2 separate regions of the Mus musculus genome follow, and region 1 is linked to region 2. A link is a loop called in an ENCODE intact Hi-C map of the cell type or tissue named here. Cell type or tissue: heart. All regions are shown on one strand. Each heading gives the region's core, and the rest is flanking DNA. Links, peaks and the distances in the headings are about the cores only. Region 1 overlaps Ahrr (aryl-hydrocarbon receptor repressor). Region 2 holds the start of Exoc3 (exocyst complex component 3).

Region 1 (9,187 bases), core at 446-8,445, 50 kb before region 2:
TAGGACAGTGTTTAGTTGTGGGCTGTGGGAGTTTGGTGAGTCTTATAGGGTGCCTTACTCATGCTGATATTCACACCTGGGTATCATGAATTTATTAACTTAGTACATCTCTGACTTTAAAATATTTTATTTTAAACCAAACATTAAAAAAAAAACCTTTTGAACTCTCACTGACAGTGGAGAAGTTTCTCTTGCTTGTTTGCTGAATGTTTGAAACATTTCTTGATAAAACGTCATGAGAAGATCCAGTTTTAGCTACACTTCATATTATAAAAAGAATATAGATCTGCATTGTGCCCAAATCATGGTCTTCCCTCTTACAATGAGCTAGTTTGGGTTTCATCTTCCACAATGACAGGTATTTGAAGGCAAGGGTTCTGTTTCTCCTTTGAAGGACACATGTGTGCCTGGAGATACTGCAGAGCCTGTGGGAAGAAGCAAATGCCTTCAGCAAGTGGTTAGGAAGAGATGAGAACATGGCTGCCTTTTGACCAGTCCTCAGTGGCTCACAGGAAATGCATGTTTTGTGGTTCTTTGTAAGCTGTTTGGAAGTGTGACACTTTAATGAATGTATTTTGGAAAATGTGGAAATTATATGTCAAAGACAGCAACTTGCTGTAGTACACAACTTGGACTGTGCTCCAAATTTTTATTGAAACGTTTGGGTGGGTGTTCATTTGTATTCCTGATGTCTTTTCTTGGCTGAGGGATTGAGCAATGAAAAGATATTTTTAAATGATAGGTAGTCATCGCAGAGATTCCAAAGGCTAGTAGTTGGTAAAGTTCCAGGTAAGGCGCAGCTAGCAGCTAGGTTGAAGTGACAGGAACTTAGTTACTCCATTACACTTGTCTAAACTCTTTAGATTGCTGGAGGAGAAAACAGCGTAAAAAATGCTGACCTAATATACAGCTTGGAGCCTTGAGATCAGACACAATATGGAGATTGGGTTCCTATCTGATGCTGAAATATTGACATTTTACCCCAACTCAGCCTTGCACATTGTGGTGGTCTAAATATGCTTGGCCCATGGAGTAGCACTATTAGGAAGTGTGGCCTTGTTGGAGGAAGTGTGTCACTGTAGGGGTGGGTTTTGAGACCCTCCTTATAGCTGCCTGTGGATGCCAGTCTTCTTCTGTTTGCCTTTGGAACAAGATGTAGAACTTTGAGATCCTCCTGTGCCATGCCTGCCTGGACACTGCCATGATGATAATGGAATGAATCTCAGAACCTGTAAGCCAGCCCCAAATGAATTTGTCCTTCCTAAAAGTTGTCTTGATCATGGTGTCTGTTCACAGCAGTAAAACCCTAATTAAGACAGATGTGTATTTACTAAGACAGACATATATTTATCAGGATTCCCTAGAGAAACAGATCACCATGGGCAGAAATTGTGAGGAATTGGTTCATGTGGTCATGGAAGCAGAATCCATGGGAAACCCCAGGGAAATGGATGTCACGATCCAGCCTAAGTCCAAACTGAGAATCAGGAGCAGATGTAAATGAGAGGCTATGTTTCAGCTCACCCAGAGGCAGGAGGAAAGGGAAATTTCTCCCTCACCAACTTCCATTCTCTTCAGGCCTCAGCAGTCACGTGACACTATGCACACTAGGAAAGCCTTACCTGCCTCACTGGACCCTGATTCGGATGATACCCTATAAGCAATACCCCCAGACATTGGAAGCAGAGTGACTGGGAAGCTCACACATATCAAAACAACCTTAGCCACGGCCCTGGGTACTGTCCTTGGGTGTGGACTTGTTCACTCCAACATCTAAAGCCAGTCAACAAGGAGGATCAGACTTGTCCTTTCTAAGGACTCCTGGATTTTTCTCCCAATCAATGATATCCCACGCATGTGACAGGAATCCTCTGCCTGGATTCCTGGCAGGTCCATCAGGCTGCCTTATCATAGATGAGCACCATGCACCTCATATTTTAGTGAGACTGAGCATCCTAGATGCACAGAAGGGCTCCTTGAGTACAAGAGTGTGGAACCAACTCCCGATGTCACCATGGCAGCCTCTTCAGTATTACGACTTTCTCAGGGAACCTGTCCATAGCTAGGCAATGTCACTTCTGGAGCTTTCTCAAGATAGAGTAGCCAGGAATTCAGAAGTTTTCCTTATGATTATTTGTTCCTACCTTTTGGGATCTTCTGAATGTCCTGCCAGCAAGCTTGACAGCTCTGTACCTTGGAACTGCGGCAATGTTCCTGTAAGTCTGTGGGTCCTGACACCTTCTTCACATGAAGTAGGATGTGGGACAGGTTTTGGCTGATAGAACCTTGAAGCCCTACATGACCTTAGTACAAGACCTGAACAATGTGTCATCTTAAGTCTGTCCATCCTGTTTCTGCCCTGCTGCTTACTTGGGTCTTCGGTTCATAGTAGACTGTGGTGCTGTAGACCGAGTCTTGATGGAGAACTGTCCTTCCCAGTTCTGGGACACTAAAGCTGATTGGCTTACTGAAATTCCAGCCAAGCCTCTTCCTTGCCCAGGGGCTGAATCAGAGATTTTAACTGTCCAGGAGGACAGTCCAGCTTAAAGCCAGGAGAGTCTGGGTGAGTGTTGAGTAGAGGCATCTCACATACCCCTTCCTCTTCTTACCATCTCCCCGTTTGCTTCTTTCTCCGATCCTTTCTGTACCCCTCCTTCCTGCTCTGCTTGGGACCCACGTCTCTATCTACTGACAACCTAAAGTAAACGTTAGCTTTAGAAAACACTCAGGAAACTTTAGCCAAAATTCTGTAATATCTTTGCTCTAGTCGGCTTGCTCGGCCTTGTCTTGCTCAGGCTTTATCTCTGACCATAGCAAGCCCAGGGGGAACGTAAGTAACTATAGGAATGGCTGGCCTGATCAGACACACCACTCTGGTGTAGGAATTGACATCACTAAACTGAGAGAAAGGCATTTTCAGGCACCACCCAGGAGCAGAGCTGGTTCAGACTTCTGGTATCTCCTCCACAGAGAACTGTGCTAAACTGACACCCAGAAGTCATTAGATTTGTATGTGTGTAGCATCAACTGATGGGGTCCCAGTTGTCTGCTGAGTTGTAGAGAAAGGGAAATATGTTACTGGGAAGTTGGTTATCCAGGGTAGCCTGCACTCCCTGCATTGCTGTGTGTAGAAATTTCAACTTCCTCCATGGTAACTCTTCAGATTCTTGCTGCTCCAAATAAACTACTTTAAGTTTTCAGGAACTAAGAGAAGTGAAAGATTTTTTGGTTTCAGTTGATTGTGACCAATTGGGGACTCCTTCAAGTGTCCCTGAGAATCTCAAGAGACTAAGTTTCCTGGGGTAAGGTCCTCCTGCACCTATAGTTGTAGGGGGTAATAACTAGGGTTGACAGGAAACCGTGGGTTTAGGTGGAGCTGGGCACAGTGTACAGGAATCCAGCTCATTTCCAAGTGAGCGGCCCCAGTAGGTCCCTCTTTTTGTCAGAGGCCACAGCAGCTCAGAGCTGGTACAAACTTGTGATTGATGCCTTGAAGACAAGCCTGCTGGGGAGGGGAAGGCCTATAGGGGGCGGCGGGCCTTGGAGAAAGCAGAGGGAAGTATTGAGCAGACTCTCTGAGGCGCGTGAATCAACGCACCCCTCTGTTGGCTCTTACACACTTACTCGCTATCTCTGTGTGGGGTGCCGGTGACCTTCATAACCCTTAACTTAGAAAAGACATCCTGCTGCAGCTGACCGGCTACCGGAGCAAGGCAGGAGTTTCCTGGACCCGACCTCGAGGTGCAACAATCCAAAACCCTCCCATCCCGGTCCCACCCAGCCCCCGCCGCACCTTTGTCCCTTTCCCTCGGGTCTAGGCCCCTAACCAATTTACCCCCACGCCTACCGGGCGGGGCCCCATTCACTCGCACGCAATCGCAGCCATCGCGTGACGCCCGTGGCCGCAGGAGGAAGCCGGAGGCGCCAGGCACGCGATGGGGGTGGCGGAGTCCCAGAAGCTCAGCTTAGGCTGGACTTAGCCGCGTTTAGTGGCGGAGCTGCCTCTAGGGGTTGGAGTGTTTGGGGGGAGGGAGGGTGGCACTGAAGATCTGGTCAGATTCTGAGTTGTGCTCTAGTGGTTCAGCGGTCTGGCACAACACGCATACTGGCTCCTTGGCCATCCTAGCTTAAGTCCCCTGGAAGTCTTGTGCAATCTCTGAGGTGCTGGGAACGCTGCTCCTCTGCAGGGAAACAGACCATCAGGAAACTCTCCGCCGGGAATCTGCCCCCGCGGCAGGTGCCCACACAGGCTGAATCTTCCTGTCCTCTTCTCCTCACCCATCCCTCAATTCCAAGCTCGTGACGACAGCAGCTCATTTCACTCTTGCAGTTTCCATGGCACATTTTCCAGGGGGTTGGGGATGTTCCCCAAGGACTCTAGTGCCTCTGCTTGACTGCTAGTCTCTAAGTTCTCTATTGCCAGAGGGGAAGCAGACAGATCCTGAAGAAGGAAACAGTAATGTGGACCCCTCCGAGGCCTCCTGAAGACACATTTGAAAACTCAATGTATGAATGCTTCTGATGTGGGAGGCCCAGACTGGGGAGATAAGTGGTGACGAAGGATTGGCAGGGAGGCTTCATGGCGTCTGATTCCTCCATCCCTCTGTCCTAGAGCAGCGTTTCTTAACCTGTGGTTCATGACTCCTTTGGCAAACCTCTATCTCAAAAGTATTTATATTATAATTAATAACAGTAGCAAAATTACAGTTATGAAGTTGCAACAAAAAGAATTTTATGGTTGGAGGATCACCACAACATGAGGACCTGTAGTAAAGGGTTAGGGTTAGGGTTAGGGTTGAGAATCACTGCCTCAGAGGCATCAGAGGCTCAAGTTTCCCAGGAGAGACCTGAGTTCTGACAAAGAAATGATACCTTCTTTTCTTAGTGAAGTGAACAGAAAACCCAGTCTCACTAGTTGAGGGAGACAAGATCAAGAAATAGTGCCTTTTGAAAATGGAAGAGAAAGAAACCAGGTCCCAAAGTTCACGTCATTGCCATTGGGGTCACAGTCTCGTAGGCTTCCCTGGAGAGGGTAGCCTGTTACACAGGGCCCAGCTAAAACTCTTGCATGTGGGCAGGACTGTCTGATGTTTCCATGGACTCTATGGGACAGTGGAGGCTGACAGTCACAGAAACAACAGCTTTAGGTGAAGCTAGAAAGGCTCTAACTCTGATGACCAGGTATAGGTCTGTTGTGGGGTTGGGCAGAGTATTAAACAGTATCTGGACCCCAGAGTAGTAGAGTTTTCTGGGAGCCTGGGTAACTATTAACTTCCAAGGATGCTTAGAACCTCTGGAGACATTGAGAGGTCCAGAAAGGGGGGAGTTCAGTTTCATGGGACCAGTTGATGGTAGACTGGTAGGAACCACTCAGAAAGGGAGACATGGAGCCACAATGAAGCTCAGATTCTAGACAAGAATTGCAAAACAATAACACCACCCCTGGGCATCAGGGATTGCCAAGGCCAAGCCTTGTGACACAAAAACGATAGAACTTTGATTCAAATGCTACTTTTATTTCTGAATAATATACACAACAAACCCATCCTTTTCAGCATGAGGTGAGCTGTGAACAGGCAATGAGATTACTTTTAAGAATGCTGTGCCCTTCAACAATGGAACTTTTTGTCTGGGACTGGGTATCCTGGAGGGTAGAGGGGGAGTCAGCTTGCCATAGACTCGAATCCAGCTTAGTAAGAGAACATTGAAATTTCCATCCCAAAGCCATCGAACCAGACTTGGATAGGGGTGCCAGGAAGGTGGGCATCTTCATAGGTCTAGGAGCAGTTTTTTGAGGGGGTGAGCATCCTCAAGGGACTTCCTTTACCTCCACGTCAGGGCATTTTGTCTGCTCCCTTCCAGGGGAGATGAGGGTATGGGAGATGGGTGGACTGAGGGAGCCTTGGCCTAGCCTGGAGGCAGATGACAGACCAGCTATCTTCCAAAGGGTAACTACCAGTTTGGTATTGGGTCTCAGGAGGTACTTGCAGGGACCTTGGGATCCTTGTTCATAGAGGGGACCTGGCAGGAAGCCACACATTGTCTCAAGACTGGTTAGATGGGAGAGCTAAGAGCTGTTTCCAAGATGAGGCAGAATACTACATGAATTTGGGTACATTTCTACATTAGGCACCTTCCAGGTCCTTGCTGGCCTAGAGCTTCAACTGGCTCTACCTGCCAATAATACAACTTTCTAGGACTTCATGGTGACTCTGCATATCCTGCTTAGGACAATAACAGCCCAAGTTGGACATATAGCAAGAACAATGGGGTAAAAGCCAGGGAAATACAAGAAACATGTGACTTAAGAACCACCAGCAGGCCTGAGCTCTGCAGAGAGCTTATTTGTTCATTCTTTTCTGACAGCCTTGCAGGAGACATGTGTATGGTCAGCTCCAGCCCTGTCACCTGAAGAACACTCATACAGAGGGTTCCCCGTGCAGGAAGGACGGCTGCTGCTGGAGGTAAGTGCACACTTCATTGCAATGCCACACACGCATGCTATGTAGTGTGTGTGTGTGTGTGTGTGTGTGTGTGTGTGTGTGTGTGTGTGTGTGTGTGTGTTTCCTGAGAAGAAGCTTAATGGCACCAAAATATCTTCATGAGCTGTTTGCCAGACTGGTCTAAGACTGCTTAAGCTGGGATCTGTGGGTAGAGATCAACTTCACGATGGCGTTGAGGGTTTCATCATCCTTGTGCTAAATCTGCGCCTCATTTGTCATCCCATACTCTCCAGTTTCACTCACTGATGAAAGAACATAAATATTAAGCCATGTATTTTCCAAATTAAAGACTAAAAAGAGTCAATGTTGAGTTTCTATGTGGATCATCAGGCGTCCTGCACAAATAGGGCCTGACAATTCTTGCATCTCAAACTGGCATTCAGGCTTGATGGGAACTTCCATTAGGTGGATCTTTTTCTCATCTGAGGTGAACCCCAAGGTTCTTTGGTGTTAGGATTTCTCTGAGCTGTTCAAGCTTGGTCTCTTACATCTCAGGAGATGATCACAGCAGAACATTCTTTGACATTGGACACGACATAGGGCACAGTTGTACTCCTATGTCCCCCATCCTCACTGGGCCAGGCCCGGGATGAAAGAGGGGGAATATTGAGAGCCCATAGAAGGGATAGCACCTTTCAGGGCGACACCCTCGAAACTCTTACGTTTTTCTTTAAATTAGGAAATCTTATGCACATATACAGGAAGAAGAGGATAGCGGACAGCCAGGTGCCAGGCTCCATCCTTAGAAGGTTGGCTTCGACTTATCTGCCTCCTGGAAGGGCTTCTGCACCTCGTCTAGTGTCTCTGATACGCTTTGCTTCTTATGCTCTCCCAACTCCGCCATTTCTAGCCAATCTATGTGAACTATGGTTGAAGAACAGTGATCTGGGTCTACCTCAACCACAAGCAACTCTGAGACATTGTATTCTTGGCATTTCCCACAGCATCCAGTGGGTTCTGGGGACACCCAGGGTGCCTAAGGGAGACAGTGTCTGGGGCTTGGGTGAGGAAGCATCTCTAAGTTCTATTACTTCTAATGAAGAGTTTGTGTTTGATGAATTTATAAACCTTACACTTTAAAAAGATACACAGGATAGGCTAAATAGGTGGCTCAGAGGTTAAGAGTGCTTGCTGTTTTTCTAGAGGAACCTGGTTCAAACTCCAAGTACCTATATGGCAGCTCACAACTGTTTGTAAGTTGGAGTCCATGGAGTCTAACGTCCCCATACAGACATACATGTAAGCAAACCACCAATGCACATAAAAATAAAATAGAAAGGAATCATTGAAAAAAATTAAAATACACAGGAGTCACGTGCTCAAAGGGGCCGACACATAGCAAGCTGTGCTTGCTCAGAATACCCTGTGATCGGTTTCGGCTCTTTGTAGCTCAGTGTGGATGGACCCCAGTGGGACTAACATCTTTTTGGGGAGCACTGTCCTTCAGTTGAAGAAATGTGCAACTTTATCACTTACCATTATGTGCTAAAACAAAAAGCACATTTTAAAGCATTATTACTTTTTCCTCTGGTATTGATCTTTCTGCCACTGCTAGTAAAATCAGAGCTTTAAAGTGTATCCTGGTTTGAATTTTATTCTTAGAAAAAGGTAATTAGCAAACCCCCTTAAATATCTTTTCAATTAACATTGATTAAAACAATTCAGACTCATAAAGATCATCCTTAAACTGAATTGGAAAACACATAGCATGCACGCAGCACCCAGGATACTTAAGTTGTCTGACCCAACAGCTCTAGCTCTCCTGTTCTGTCTCCCTCCTCATGTCTGTACTTCTCTCTCTATCTCCCTTTTAGGCTCCACACCTCCACCCACACTTTGATACCTCACTGCCTCCCTCTACTCCTCTCTCCATGTCTCCAGCTGTGCTTTGTTTGGAACCAGGCATGTTATTTATGTGGATCTTTCTTTCATTCCCAGGACAGGGACTTCAAAGTACAAGGCTAAAGATGCTTTCAGAGGGTTCCCATCTCTACATGTCCTTGAGTTTCCTTGGTGTTCTCTCTCTCACTTGACGTCCTTTGGTGTGTGTGTGTGCCTACGTGCATGCGTGTGTGTGCTGAAATTTCATGGTTTGAACTAGTATTTCCTTGTGGCTGAGGGTGCCAAGCAGCCCTTCTCTGTGCCCATGTATCATATTTACCAAACTGTTCAAATCCTTTGCACATGTAAAGCTATACTTTTTGCCTTCTTACTGTTAAGTCTAGAGAGCTCATTCTGAACACCTCTCCTTTGTGAAATTTGTGAAAGTTCTTTCCTAGTCTGTGGTTTGTTTTTCATTCTCTTGACAGAATGATGTACAGAGTAAAAGTGGTTAATTGTTAATGAAGTCATTTATTAATGTTTCTTTTTGTTGGTCATGATTTTGGTGTCACATGTCAAAACTATCCCAAGATCACAAGGTTTGTCTTTTATCTTTTGTCCAAAGTTTTAAGTTATTTTTACATTTATTTATTTACTTACTTACTTATTTATGGTGTGTGTGTGTGTGTGTATGTGTGTGTGTTGGTGTGTGTTGTCAGGGCATGCTTGGGGCGGTGAGAAGACAGCTTCAGGGAGTCCATTCTTTTCTTCTACCAGGAGTCCTGGGTATCATAGTCAGGTTGCCATGCCTGGTGGAAAGCACTTTACTTGCTAAGCCATCTTACTGATCCACTCTTCAAAGT
Region 2 (9,187 bases), core at 836-8,835:
CTGGTTGGTTTCCCTGCCAGGATGCACCTGAAAACAGAGCCCGACTATAGGCAGCAGGCCTGTACCCCACACCTTGGTCATGGTATGCTGGGAACTAATCCCTACAGCAGAGATACTGTTGGATCCTGTAGGGAGCATGCTCCTCTTTACTCTGCACATTGCACCTGCCTGGATCCAGAGCCTCCTCATCACTTCTTCATGTGTAGCCACAGTGAGAGCCAGCACCCCTCATTGGACCAAGACTGCAGAGCTCCTATTGTTAAGCGTGAGCCTCTGGACTCACCATCATGGGCTGCTCCTGGTCAGGTGACTGTGCCCAGGATGTTCCCTAAGAGTGCCTCTAAAACTGTGATCCCATCCAAAGGCTCTGATGGAATTTTCCTACCCTAGAGTTGCTCCTCTGCTGGAAATTCAGTCCTTGGATAATGGAACATGATCAGAGATTCTTATAGTGACCCTCTTTACAGAACTCAGTGGGTGAGGCTGAGATTCCCTGTGTGTAGCCTAGCAGTAGAGCATTCTGAATCACATAGAACATCAGAGGATTCTCATGCATAAACCTCAATCTGTTCAAGTGGACAGCATTTCACTTTGAGAAATTAAATGTTTAAGGAAGTAGCTAACAGTATTCTATGCTGGCCAGGGCTCAACTGATTGTCAAAATGATGTGTTCCTCGTGTCCAAGCTTGTTACACCTCCTGCCTGTATGTAGCAGGAATTCAGAGGCTCTTAATCAAGACCCGAGGCTGTACTTTGCATAATGATAGTCATGGAAACACCATGGTATTTTTGGTGGGTCGCTGAGTATGGTTTATGTGCCGGTGTCTCTGAGTACATCATATGGTAGAGGCCAGGAACCAGGGAAGCACAACACACAGAAAAGGATGAGGCCATACTGATGAAGAGGCATTGCCCTGGCTGTTGTCTTACAGGGCTTCCGGTAAGAGCAACCGTTCTAGCCCAGGGAGACTTAGGGACAAAAAGGCAGCCACTATTTGTTTTGAATTGTAAAGACAATGCAATCTAATTGTAGGAAATGTGGATATCGTGTATAAAACAGAAAGGAAGAGTCACCAGGAACTGCTGGCAAAATGACTATGGCTGGGGGTGCAGTTGAGAATGTTCCAAGGAAGGGCTTAAACTAGAAATCCTGCTCCATTAGCACAGGATCCACTAAACAGGTAAAAGCCTGCTGCGCTCTGCCTGTCTGTTTGGTTCAGTCTTTCTCAGGGATGAACATCCATCTCTGATGCTACTTCCCCTGAGGTCTTAGGAATGGCAAGAATGGCTGGAAAGGCCTTGTGGCTAATTCTGCTAGGTAGTCTCTTCAGCATAGATTTTCTTTCCTTCACCTATGGCTCCAGGGTATCACTGCTCAACCATTGGCCAAGTGAAAGAAGCTGTCTGGCGATGCCTATCACCTTATCAGAATCAAGTTGGGTGGGCAGGACTAGGTCTTCTGCCCAGGTTTGAGCTGCTTGGCTCTCAAGAAGACTCACCATGGGACCAGGATACAACTGAAGATCTCCTAGAACTGAGAATACTCACTGTGAGAGCCCTGGACCTTGTGCTCTCTCTGTCCTTAGCCCACAGAAGATTTTCAAAGGGCAAGATGGAAGTTGTGCTGTCATAGATGTAAGGCATGCTTATATGGCCACTCCAGCTTTCCTATTACCTAATGTCTGAAGCCAGGATGGTGTCCCAGTTCTTACCCCTGTGCCTAGCCTCCTGTCTCCCTCCTTTCCTCAAACTACACCAGTTTATACATTGCTTATGCATTTCTGCCAAGCATAGCATACCTTGTGGGTATTAATGAATAACAGCAGGTAAAATTTGAGTCTTCCACAACACTTCCTGTTCTAAACACATGCCTAGCTCCTAAGGGCAGGACATGCTCATACCACTCAAGTGTCTTCCAATCTAGTATTTCTCTCTGAAAGTCCTTAGTTATGTTCCCATTCTAAGTCATACTCATCATGCTACACACTTCCTACACAAGGAGCAGGGGACACAGTAGACTGTTATGTTTCAATGTATACAATATTTACCAAGTTTTCTGGAGACAGTGAAAAAAAAACCTAGGGAAAGGGACCATGAAGATGGAATTCAGAGACAGTATTAGACCAAGTGGCATGAATCCCAGCACTTGAGTGATTGAAACAGAAGATGAGCAGTTCAAGCCTACATCAGACCTTGTCTCAAACAAAATAAAACAAAATACATTACTACATATTTACCATCCCCTTGCTACGTAATCAAAGAAGAGCTGTGTCCCCAGGGAAGTCCCTATGTTCTCTGCCCAGGTACTCTGAACCTTTCAGATGTACCTCATCTGCACCCCTGCTGGGATGACTTACCAAATGTGGAGCGTGGGCAGCTCTCCAGGGCCCTGGGCTTCCCTGCAGGTCAGGCTTTGTGGACACTTGAGTTCTGCACTTGGATGTCATTTTAGCAGATTTTGTGTTTTGGGGGTACCACACCCTATGGCAAGCTTGGATACCTGGTGCCAATGCTGTCTAATGAAGATCAAATCTCCCCAACTTGCACTTTTGCTCATTCATCACAAATCTCCAGTCAGCTTGCACAGGAAGCGAAGAGAGGTTGTTCCTATTTTAGCATTTCACCATATACACTAACTACAAGTTCATGGTTTTTTGTGATAGCTAGCTTTTGCCTATATGGCTAAAAAAAATATCAAAAATTAAATGTAGTGAGAGATGGGCTGGGGAGGAATAAATACAAAGTGCCCTTATATTTGCAGATTCGACTGGGGGAAAGTCCTCAAGAACTTTAGGCATACACTACAGTGCAGCTGTCTGTGCTGTTTTCTTGGTGCTCTGTTTTAACAGAGAATCCAGATGCATTTCTCATGTGGTGGTTTGTACTACATTTGCAAAACTTGTGTAAAATAAATCTCATATTTCTATGTATTTAGTGTGAGATTGTGTGCCTTTTCCTTCAGAGGGTGTTTTGGATTCACGTTCTAGGATTGCAGAAGGGGATAATAAATGTGAAAGTAGAAAGGTTGGAGTTAAGGGTTGGTATTGGGTCCTCCTCTGCTCTCACGGGGGTGGGGTGGGGTCAGGAGCCTCCTGTGCCCTAGGACATCCCAGAGCAAGGCAGAGCAGAGGGATCTTTTCACCCAATGATATTTTTATTCTGCAATAGATACATTTTAACCTTTTTTTCTTTATGGCTCATGTACTTTGTATTTTCACAACAGTCTCTGTGGCTTTTGACAAAACCTGGGAAGTTGATGTTAATGTCACCATCCACAAATTTTTTCAGGCTTTAATTGGCTATTATGAGAAAACTTCCTCCACTACTAACCCCTTTGTTTCCTTATGTTTTAAATTTTCTCTTTTAACAGTTTCACCTTGCTTAATCCACTTACCTGCACTCATCTGAACATATTTGTACTTCCCACTCTGTTCTTAATTATGCATCAAGTCTCCCTTTTCCCACATTCTCTTCGGTCTGAAATCCTCTATGCTCTCTTCCTTGTCTCTGTTCTACTTGTTTGGAGGCTACAATTCTATCTCTTTGGTGCATATTTAATAACATCTACTGTGTAGCTCATCAAGAAGTCTGGCCTCTGAGAACATGAACAAGTTTTGGCCACATTAAGACTCACTTCTATTAAGATTGAGGGGGCCCAAAGAGCCCTTCTGGATTTTCTTTGCCAAAGGCTAGGCCTTAGCACTACTCTTCACACTGAAGAGGAGGAATCTGTCCCAAGTGCAGTGTCTTTGGCAGCCTTCTCTACTTCAGGGCCTAGCATAGCCATGTAGCCTTCTAGCCATCCCCAGGATAGATTGGTTCTGTTGTGTTTCTGGACCCACCTGTTCACCAAGGAAGCTCTAAGGTGATCATCTGGGTTTCTAGGATTCTCCATATGCTCTTCACCTACTTGGAACCCATGCCTTCTCCTTTGTGTGGGCAGGTGTAAAAATGGCTTTGGGGCTACTCTCCCTGCTTCAGGGCTGCAGAACCTTTAGTCACTGCTTCATTTTTTTTTTTCTTTCCCTACTTTGGCTCTGGTCATTCCTAGGCCTACCTATGAACTTACTTGTACACTCAAAAGTATCCTGAGCTTTGTCACTCTGTGGCTTACCAAAAACAAAAGCTGAGATTCTTATTTTATTTATTTAATTGAAAGGAAACAAGCTGAGTCATCTACTGAAGCAGTTCACATCTAACTAGGCTAGTTAACTGAATTCGTTAGGGAGCACCATGACTAAACACTCCACTATATAGTGGGCAGCAGGAGATTAGGGTTGGATATAAGGTAACTAAGGAAAACCGCAGCTTTGTCTTGGTAGCTGTGCCTCCCCACTTTGCAGTTAAACATTCATGAAGCTGAAATTTCTCCTGTTTTGTCATAAACTAAGGGGTCAGGGCACTTTCCCAGTTGCAACCCCTACACTAAGGGAGGGTCTGCATCTTTAAAAGACTGACTTCATCATATAATTTGCATTGTGGTTATGACAGGTTACCTATACTGTTCTTTCATTTACTGAAGATTTACCCCATCATCCATTGGCTTGGGAGAGCCAGACTTTGTAGTGATGTTATGGATAGGCACACAACTCAACAAATGTATGCAGAAAAGGTGAAAAAAAAAAAACACAACCAAACCTGTCAGGGTAGGGTTGTCATACCTGATGGGTGAGTGGAAGAACCTAAACCCCGCCAAAATTTACTAAAAGTTCGTAACAGTGTGGGGAAATCTCTGTATCTGCAGAGGTAGAACAAAGTTTCTGGCTGTTCTAGGTACCGGGGCGACTCGATGCTTCACTGCTTCCTTCAGCTGGAGTAATTCCACCAGCTGCTGTTTTGCTCGTGGTTTTGTTTTCTTCGCCGCTTCTACGTGCTACGCGAGCAGCTATCAGCAGGCAGCCCACTCTCTGTGGCACTGTCCTGAATACTTGAAATCTACTTGCTGTCAGAAACCTCTGGGGGATGAGGGCGAGGACAGCAAGAAGAAACAAATATACGAAATATAAGTAGTGGAATCTTGAATACAAGACACAGTAAAGATATGGAGAGGTGTGGAGAGACTAAGGTAGCTAAGGGGAGGAACTGAGCAAGGGCAAACCTAAGTGGTTAATCCGGAGAGAAAGGGTGGGTACAATAGGTGCTACTTAAAATAAGAGGGTCGGGAGAGCGCCAAACGTCAGACGGCGGAGCCAGGCCTGAATCTGTAATCCCTGATCCTGAGTCTGTGTCACCAGAAGCACAAGTTTCCTAAGAGTCTACAGAAAGATCGCCCGTACAGCGCCTTCAAGGTTACCCAGAGCCCATCCTTCCGCCCAGACGCCGGAAACGGAAGTGACCGCGTTGCACACTTCCGGTCCGGCTCCGGGAGGTGGCAGCGGCGTTGCGGACGGTGAGGAAGCTCTGCTCTGACAGCCTTGGGTGCCTGTGCGGTGGGCGGGGCGCTGGGCCCTCGACTGTGGCACAGTGTACCCCTTAGTGGGTTTGTCCTTGGCGAGGGACAGCATCGGCCGACGTTTCTGGCGGGATGCGACACCCTCTAGTGCGGGTCCCTGGGCGGGTTTGGGTTTGTCCTCGGTGTGCGTCCCTCCCATCTCCTTGGTCGGGGCTGCTTCTACCCTCAGAGTTCCCTTTTGCCCCAGAGGCCGGAAATCTGACAGTCCTCAAGCTGCCATTGGAAGCAGATTTGGTGGCGATCCAGTACAGTTTTTTTAGTTTTTGATTCTCTGTGTTCAGGTTTATGAGTGGACTCTTTCTTGCAAAGCTTTTTTGGTTTTGGGTCAGCTTTCCTTTTGCATCTGGCTTGTAACACTGCCACAGGAGTGCCTTTCACCTGTCAGCTGGAGTGGGGGACTCCATGCCAGAGGGATGGTTTGGTATTATGTTTAATACCTAGTCCTGTAAATAGAATTATACAAGTTTTAATGTTTTGGGAATGCTGAAGATAACATGTCAAACTAAAGCAAAAGAAAAAAAAAAAAGCCCGCAGTGAATCAGTCCTGTTAGAAGTGGTTGTGGAATCCTCTTTCTGTGGCCTGCTCAGATTTCCTGTCTGGGTACGAGTAATTTTATAGTCAGAAGATGAAGATGGTGTTTGCAATGCTGTTCCACTTGAATGAAAATGCAAAGAGAGAAATACACAGGGAGAAGCTACATAACTGGAAATGTACAATGGATTTTAGTGGTTTTCTGAGACTACTTGGGAATAGAGTGAAAGATTCCAGAAGGTAGGTCTTTATCACATCTGTGGCTGTTGAGTAGCTGAAATTAAAGGAAACAGTGTTATTAATTCCCTCATTTGCTGGATAGTCAGCAAATAGCCATTGTAGGTCCATGACTTGGATAGTATTAGATATTAGACTAAAGGGTGATTGACCGGGTACATTTGTGCTTAGGGGAAACAAGCTACTCAAGTAAGGACAATAAATTACCTTTTGCTGTCTTATCTTTGTTTTTAGAAGTGTTCAAAAGTAAGAAGTGGTATCTTGGCCACCCAGAGCAATGGTAAGGGAGTATAAGACTCGTGTTTGCCCACTGGGCTGCTGCTGAAGTGTAGGTAATAGTTGTTGCCTTCCAGTGACTAACTACCCCATGGACTTGGGCAGCACTAGGGTGAGCTCCAGAAATGAAAAGCTGATCTTTTATAGGGCTAAGAATTGTGTTAGAGCTGCCTTTGACATAGTCTTAAGTCCCTGTATAAATACTCTCTGTGTGACTGTCTTACGCCTGTGAGATATCCCTGCTTCTCTCTGTTAAGGTAAAATCTTCTTAGCAATTGAATTCTAAGGATTTGCAGTTTTGTTAAGGAGTTTATGACCCAAGTTCAGCTTTCATTTCTAGTTTGCTAATTTAAATGCCATAGAAATTCTCCATTAGTTGCATGGTGAGCACATGACCTTTGCATGTGGAGTCGTCACTTCATTTTGACATACCCTCTCCTTTGTGTATATAGTGTACCTGTGGTATGACATGTGCAAAGATTCTGCCTGCTTTTTGACAATGAAGGAGACAGACCTGGAGGCTGTTGCAACAGCAGTCCAAAGGGTTGCTGGGATGCTTCAGCGCCCAGACCAACTGGACAAAGTGGAGCAGTATCGCAGAAGGGAAGCTCGGAAGAAGGCCTCTGTAGAGGCCAGGCTAAAGGTAGGAGACCATAGAAATGACGGGACTGAGCATTTGTCTTGAGTTTCTCTTCGCCACTACCCTGCTTGCCTACCACCCTATTTTATGGAAATATATTCTCAACTGAGGTTGACTCAGTCTTGTGACAAGTTAACATAAAGTTAGTCAACACAGTATAGTATATATTATGTGTGTGTGTGTACATATACACTTAAATCTAGATTCTGTATATGAAAGCCTGGTATTTTTGTCTTTCTTCTTACTGTTTTTTCAAGTTCCTTTCATTTGGACTAGCAGTTCTCATCCTGTAGATCATGATCCCTTTGGGGATCGAGCAACCCTTTCACAGGGGTCAGTCACCTAAGACCATCAGAAAACACACATTTACAGTAATGTTCATAATAATAGCAAAAAATTTAAAAAGTACATTTATGAAGTAGCAAGGAGCCGGGTGGTGGTGGTGCACATCTTTAATCCCAGCACTTGGGAAGCAGAGGCAGGTGAATCTCTGTAAGTTCAAGGCCATCCTGGTCTTCAGAGCAAGTTCCAGGACAGCTAAGGCTGTATAAAGAGACCCTATCTGGAAAACCTACCTACCAACCAACCTACCAAACAAAATGAAGTAGCAACAAACATAATTGTATGGTTGGGGTCACCACAACATGAGGAACGTGTTAAAAGGCTGCAGCATTAGTAAGATTGAGAACCACTGCTTTAGACTCTTTTCTTCATACCTCATAATCCCCTTTAACTTTCATGCTCTCTCTCTCTCTCTCTCTCTCTCTCTCTCTCTCTCTCTCTCTCTCTGTGTGTGTGTGTGTGTGTGTGTACTTAAATCTAATTTCTTTAACTCTGAAAGAAGACATGCAATATTTGTTTTTCTGAGTATGACTTATTTAATCAAAATGACCTCTAGTTTCTCTCCTTTCTTTTTTCTGCAGATGACGTAATTTCATCTTTCTTCACAGTTGGATAAAATTCTATTGTGCACTTTATCCATTCATCTGTTGATGGACTTCTAGGCCAGTTCTGTGTCTTGGCTTTTGTGAATAGTGCAGCAATAAGCACAGATGTGCTAGTAGTATCTCTTTCGCTTGTGACATAGACTCTTTTGGGTGATAGAGCTGGATTGTATGGTAGTTTTATGTTTTGAAGATACCTCCATACTGAGGCACATACTTGTGTACCATGTGCCTGTCTGGTGTCTGCAGAGGTCAGAAGAGGGCATTAGGTGCCCCAGGAACTGGGATGGATGGCTGTGAGCCACCATGTGGGTGCTGGCGACTGAAGCCAGAACTGCAAGGGCAGCAAGTGCTGTTCATCACCAAGCCATCTCTCTGCCTCCCAGCGTGTTTTTTTTAAATGATAGCCATTATGATTGGAGTGAGATAGAATATTAATGTACTTTTGTTTATCCAGCTATTCTTGCTTCTTTGATTGATGGTTTTGTGTGTGTGTGATGGTTTTAGGCAAGATCTCGCCATACACCTCTGGCTGGCTTTGTACTCCCTGTGTAGCCCAAACTGGCCTCAAATTCACAATAGTTCTTTTGCTTTAGGGCTTGAGTGCAGACTTTACAGTTGTGTGTCACCACATACACCCAGTATAGTTTCAATTGCATTTTCCTAAAGGATAATGTTGTTGAACATTTTTTCATGGATCTTATTTGCATTTCTTCTTTTGATAGCTATATGTTCAGTTTGTTAGCTTGTTAATGGAGATTTGGGGTGTGTGTGTGTTTACTTGTTTATGGGTGGTAGGTTTTAATCTCCTGTTAGATATAGAGAATGCAGAAATCTGTTTTGTAGGCCGCCTTTTCACTGTTTTGATTGTAACATTTGCTGTTTAGAAGCCTTTTTACCTCTTGTTGTCCTATTTGTCAGTTCTTAATGATTATTTCTTGAGCCTATTTGACTTCCTTTTAAGGCATCTTGCATATGCTTGTAGCTTACAATGTTTCTCTGTTTTGTTGTAGCATTTCAGGTCTTACATTAAGGTCTTTGATCCATTTTTAATTGATTTTTGTGCAAAATTAGTGACAGGAATCTGGTTTTATTCTTCTCGTTGT

The links. A loop is a pair of places that touch in the nucleus more often than their neighbours do. Peaks named below come from ENCODE experiments on the same cell type or tissue, not always from the same donor. Only the 100,000 strongest peaks of a DNase experiment are listed, where the experiment ranks them.
Region 1: a loop joins it to region 2, with 1.9 times the contacts of the local background. A loop is called at or near these places in 3 of 42 quality-filtered maps.

What each region holds. Positions count from the first base shown.
Region 1 is chr13:74,254,749-74,263,935 of GRCm38, reverse strand. It overlaps Ahrr (aryl-hydrocarbon receptor repressor), which reads left to right. Exons shown (of 11, transcript NM_009644.3): 4 at 6,367-6,464. Among named protein-coding and RNA genes, the nearest start is that of Ahrr, 33 kb to the left of the region's middle. In heart, for the core only: a CTCF peak has its summit at 3,515 (motif pointing right); a DNase peak (open chromatin) is centred at 3,895; H3K4me3 peaks cover 1,158 bases; H3K27ac peaks cover 1,051 bases.
Region 2 is chr13:74,204,860-74,214,046 of GRCm38, reverse strand. Exoc3 (exocyst complex component 3) reads left to right here and starts at 5,347. Exons shown (of 13, transcript NM_177333.4): 1 at 5,347-5,389; 2 at 6,950-7,140. The coding sequence starts at 6,967. It overlaps Ahrr (aryl-hydrocarbon receptor repressor), which reads left to right. Exons shown (of 11, transcript NM_009644.3): 11 at 1-2,929. The coding sequence ends at 390. In heart, for the core only: no CTCF peak of the experiment used is centred there; a DNase peak (open chromatin) is centred at 5,356; H3K4me3 peaks cover 2,236 bases; H3K27ac peaks cover 1,507 bases; H3K27me3 peaks cover 993 bases.